Regions from separate parts of the Homo sapiens genome. Here region 1 is linked to region 2. Evidence: read pairs that join two places in POLR2A ChIA-PET (ENCODE). Cell type or tissue: Caco-2. All regions are shown on one strand.

Region 1 (2,500 bases), 1.3 Mb after region 2:
GGTGACAGGGCTGCTGGCTCACCACCGACGACCCTGGCCGTTCCACGCCATCTCGAGGCTCCAGGAGGCCCCAGAAGCTCACAGGTAGCATGGGTGCAGCTCTGAGGCCGGGAAAGCCCAGCCTTCCCTAAAACCTGCCTCCAGCCTGGTGTTGGCAGAGCAGGCACTCCCCAGTGTCACACTGGGAGCTGCTGCTGAACCCTCAGAGAAGCCTCTTCCCCGCCCACTGCCAGTGCAGGGACACCAGGCCCCAGAAGCATAACTGTGGTCAGCAAGACCCTTGGAGCAGAGGGCTCAGGACAGACACGGCCACACCTGCAACCCAACACCCTGCAAGACAGCCGCCGCCTTGGCCCCTGCCTCCCCCCTCGCTACAGACAGAGTGACAGGACCGCAGTGAGGGGTGCCAACAGCAGGGGCTGCCCTGGGTGGCTGTGGCCTGTGCCCTTGCCTGGAGATGTCCCCGGCACACGTGCTCTGGTACTGGGAGCTCCGGGTGCCCGGAGGCCGGGACGGTGGGCTGGAGCACACAGCACGGGGACGTGGCGCACACAGAGCCCACAGGAAGAGCAAACGCTGCTGCCACCCCGGCAGGAGGGAGGGAGAGCCCGCGGGGAAGGGTCCTGTTATCCCTGGAGCACCACTGGACTGAGCGGTGCCGGCTCCCAGCGGGGTGCGCTGTAGGGGCCCCGACAACCCTCAGTGCGGAGGTCACAGAATTATCAGGGCCAAGGACACCCGGAGCACCTCGGTCCAATCCCCCAGGCTGCGAAGCGGATTAGGCCGAGCCCGCGCCCAGCCCCTCCCTCGTCCCGCGCACCACGGGTACCTTGTGGATCTCCTCCCGCAGCTCCTCGTCCGTCTGCTCGGCTTCTAGGGGGACAAAGAGACTCCACTGCGGACCCAGCAGGCCCGCCGGACCGCTGCGGGCCGGGCCCCCGGGAGGCTACGGCCGCTACCTGAGTAGTCCACGATGTGGGTGGGCACCTTCTCCGGGGTGACGTCCGCGGGGATGGTGATCTCCTCCGCGCGGGGAGGGACCTGCAAGGGACCCGCGCGCTCACCAGGGACCCCCGGCTGGGCCCGCTCCCACCCCCGCGGCGGGCGTGCCCCTTACCTCCTCGGGGAACTCCTCGCCCACCAGGGACAGGATCAGCGACGTCTTCCCCACCTGGGCTGCGCGGGGCGAGGCGGTCAGCGCGAGGGCCAAGGTCACGGCGCCCCCCGACCCCCGAGACCCTCACCCCGCCTCACGGCCGCCGCAGCTCCGAGACCCCCGGGCCGGCGCCTACCCTCGCCCAGTAACAGGATGCGCACGTCCCGCCTCATAGCTGCCGCCCGGAGCCGCTCCCCGACCCGGAACCCGGCCCCGACCTGGTCCTCAAGCCTTTCGCTCTGCCCCCGCGCCCGCCCCGCACTTCCGGTTCTCGGCCCCGCGCTGTCCCCACACTTCCGGCCCCGCCCGCACAGCCGCACCAGCGAGCCGGGCGGGCCAGAGCGGACAGGCTGTGCGGCGCGCCACCGTGTGGACGCGCCGGCCACGGCGGACAGCGCAGGGTCCTGGCGCCCTGGCAGGCCGAGCGGCCATTGCTTCACGGCACCACAGGGGCCTTGACAAACAGCCGATTAAGGGACGGGCAGAGGCTGAGCTCAGGCCAGGAGTGACCAGAGACAGCCAGTGCAACAATGCAGCAATAATGCAATAAATGCCCATGTTTATTACAAGATAGAAACATTAAAGATTTCTTAGGCAAAAGGGCAACAGGTATGAAAGTATTCACAGGGCGCCAAATTTACAACAGCTTGCTCCAGGCGATTTACGTGAATCCTGGCCTGTCCCAGCATGAGGCCATTGACAACCTGGCGCCTCTGCCAAGCCTGTGTCCAGGTGCCTGGCATGACCAGGCGTGATGCCCACCACCACAGTCCCTGCTGCATCTCAGAGGCCGGGGACCTCCCACACAAGGATCTCGTTGCGGGCGGCCGTGAAGAGCAGCCTGGCGGACGGTGTAAACCTGCACAGGTGCACTGCGTTGTCGTGGCCGGCAAAGTCTTGGGCAGTCCCCATGGCACAGTCTACCAGCCTCAGCATGCACTCTGTGGGTAGACGGTGCAGGTGGGCCAGGGCCAGGACCAGGCAGCACTCAGAGGGCTCCCCCAACCCACCCAGACTGTCCCCACTGGGCATGATGCTGGTCGGGGGAGCTGGTGCTAAAAGGGCTCCTGGCTGTGCCCTCCACGTGCCACTGGGACTAGGGGGTCCATCACTGCCAGGCTGTCGGCCTGCAGCTGGGCCAGTTCCCTCCTTAAAAGTCGCTGCCACCCGTGCATTCAGGCCCTGTGCTGGGCGCTGTGCCTGGTTCCTCACCTGCCTCATCATCTCCTGACTCCAGGACCCTCTCTAGGGCAGATGTCCTCACCCCACCCCAGAGACGAGGAGCCCGGGGCACAGGTGAGGCACCTGTCTTGGAACAGGGCACCAGTCAGCCCACTTGGCCCC
Region 2 (2,500 bases):
GATCTCGGCTCACTGCAACCTCTGCCTCACGGTTTCAAGAGATTCTACTGCCTCAGGCTGCCGAGTAGCTGGGACTACAGGCACATGTCACCACGCCCGGCTAATTTTTGTATTTTTAGTAGAGATGGGGTTTCACCATTTTGGTCAGGCTTGTCTCCAATTCCTGACCTCAGGTGATCCCAACCTCCCAAAGTGCTGGGATTACAGGCGTGAGCCACCACGCCCGGCCTAAAAATTTTTTTTGTGGAGATGGAGCCTGACTGTGTAGGCCAGGCTGGTCTCAAATTCCCAGGCTCCAGCAATCCGGGCCACCCAGCCTCCCAAACTGCTGGGATTACAGGCTTGAGCCACTGTGCCTGACAGCTTTTTTCAAGTGGCAAAATTGGGGTTTCAAGCCCATTTGTGTCTGTTTCTAAAGTCCAAGTTCACTGGGCATGGATCACTTGAGCCCAGGAGGTTGAGGCCTCAGTGTGCTGTGATCGTACCACTGTGTTACAGCAAGAGCAAGACCCGGTCTCAAATAAAGTAAGTAAAGTTCAGGCTCATTGATACAATTTACTGCCTCTTTTCCAGTAGGGTTTAGATCTGGACCTGCCTTCTGGATGGCAGAGGGAGGGAGGTCCTGAGTGTGCCTGGCCCTCAAGGGTAGGGAGGAGGCCCTGTTACTGCAGCATCCATCCAAACACGTCCTGTGCTGGGCCCAGCGTAAAGAGGACAGGTTCCGTTCGTGCCTTCCAGAGGCCCCTTCTGGGCAGGCCTGGCGAGACTGCCCTGGGCTGCGAGATGGACGTCACCACGTGCTGCCTTTCACGTTGTCTTTCATGTAGGGATTTAAACAGGGCATTAGGGAAGTGGAGGCGGGACCACGCTTGTGTGTGTTCCAAATACCAGAGACCGGTTTCCTAATAAGGTGGCCAGATTTAGCAAATACAAATACGGCAGGTCCACTTAAATGTCAATTTCAGATAAGGAGCAGCATTTTAGTATGAGCCTAGCCCATCAATATTTGGGCTATACTTACACTAAGACATGACCCCTTGTTCATCTGAGATGCAAACCAGTTGTGCCGTGTTTCATCTGACAACGCCAGTTCGTGGAGCCCGGCGAGTGTTGACGTGACACGCGTGGCCCAGAGGAGCCCGGGGCTGGCCGCGTGGCCGCGCGGACCTTCGAGCGGTCGGCTCATGGTAGAGCGGCCTCTATCAGGGCCACCGCTCTAGCCGGCGCCGCGCTGAGGCGGAAGTCGCGACGCGCACTTGCGCCGGGCGGGCCCGTTGCTGGGTGGGGCGGTGACGTTTGCCCGGAAGGGGCGGGCCCGCCGGGAGCCAGGCCGCTCGGCGCCACGACCGGCCGAGAGGGGGGCCGGATCCCGGACCATGGCGGCGGCCGGGGGGCGCCGAGGGGCGGCGCGCGGACATGGAGGCGGAGGCGGCGGCAGCTCCTGAGCGGGGAGGCGGGAGCTGCGTGCTGTGCTGCGGAGACCTGGAGGCCACGGCGCTGGGGCCGCTGCGACCACCCGGTGTGCTACCGCTGCTCTACCAAGATGCGGGTGCTCTGCGAGCAGCGCTACTGCGCCGTGTGCCGCGAGGAGCTGCGCCAGGTGCGGGGCGCCGGGGGCGCGGCCCGGGGGCAGCGGGGCTCCCGGCGACCGGATGGGGACTTTGCCTCACTGAGGTCCGGCCGTGGGCCCGGCGGCGCCGGCTTCCGAGAGAGGCCTGGTGGGGCCACCCAGGGCGGGGTCCCGGCCGTGCGGCTGACGGCGGGGCGTTGGGGCTTGGAGGCCGGAGGCGGCCGAGCGGGTTGCAGGAGGGGGCAAGCCCTGTGGGGACAGCCTGGGGACTTCCCCCGTGTCCCGGGGGTTCCTGCCGGGCCTCAGGAAGGGTCCTGATCAGATGGAGAACTCGGTGACCTGCTCGTCTTCAGGAGTTTATTTTCCAGGGTCCTCCATTCGAGGAAACAAGGCAAGGGGGACTCTGCGGAGGCCATCCGTCCTGGAAGCAGGGCGTCAAACTCTGGGCATTCTCAGCCCAGCTGTGTTTCTGGGCCCCCATTGGATGACCCTGAGCAAACTCCTTCCGAGACTGACGTTTTCCTCTGTGGAGTGGAGGTGACACTAGCCTCGGAAGGAGACCTGCCCGTCGGAGGGGAAGGCCCCCTCGCGCTTCTTGGCGGGAAGGGAGAAAAGTGTTAGGAAGTTGTCCTCCTCCTCGCCGCCGCCCCCCGCCTTTGGCGCTCATCTCCGCAGTGAATGGGAGACGTTTTTGACTGTACAGACTTGGAAGCCGTGGAGGGGTCAGAGGGTACCATGCAGCGTTCCTCCACCCTCACTGCACTGCCAGCTGCTGGCTGTGGGCACCTGGCTGGAGCCCGTTGGTTTGCTGAGCTTAGAGATTTGTTTGCTTCCAGCATTGTGAAATTCCCCCGGTTTGTTCATAGAAGGCTTCGGCTGGTGACATCTGCCAGGAATCTAACTTTCTTCTCCCCAGAAGTGATGCAGAGC

Evidence for each region. Peaks named below come from ENCODE experiments on the same cell type or tissue, not always from the same donor. Only the 100,000 strongest peaks of a DNase experiment are listed, where the experiment ranks them.
Region 1: POLR2A ChIA-PET joins it to region 2 with 5 read pairs; 1 of 35 experiments calls an interaction of 5 or more read pairs at or near these places.

Annotation. Positions count from the first base shown.
Region 1 is chr16:667,029-669,528 of GRCh38, reverse strand. It overlaps WDR90 (WD repeat domain 90), which reads right to left. Exons shown (of 41, transcript NM_145294.5): 41 at 1,699-2,097. The coding sequence ends at 1,940. RHOT2 (ras homolog family member T2) reads right to left here and starts at 1,397. Exons shown (of 19, transcript NM_138769.3): 1 at 1,293-1,397; 2 at 1,118-1,176; 3 at 960-1,041; 4 at 830-873. The coding sequence starts at 1,329. RefSeq lists silencers at 930-1,019, 1,120-1,219, 1,280-1,619 and an enhancer at 1,005-1,686. In Caco-2, a CTCF peak has its summit at 1,531 (motif pointing left); a DNase peak (open chromatin) is centred at 1,438; H3K4me3 peaks cover 1,430 bases.
Region 2 is chr16:2,008,624-2,011,123 of GRCh38, reverse strand. ZNF598 (zinc finger protein 598, E3 ubiquitin ligase) reads left to right here and starts at 1,303. Exons shown (of 14, transcript NM_178167.5): 1 at 1,303-1,386; 2 at 1,388-1,499; 3 at 1,501-1,600. The coding sequence starts at 1,377. It overlaps LOC124903626 (a long non-coding RNA gene), which reads right to left and starts at 1,239. Exons shown (of 2, transcript XR_007064941.1): 1 at 1,022-1,239; 2 at 536-816. RefSeq lists enhancers at 945-1,104, 629-1,577 and silencers at 1,185-1,404, 1,495-1,924, 1,935-2,004. In Caco-2, no CTCF peak of the experiment used is centred here; DNase peaks (open chromatin) are centred at 786 and 1,223; H3K4me3 peaks cover 2,020 bases.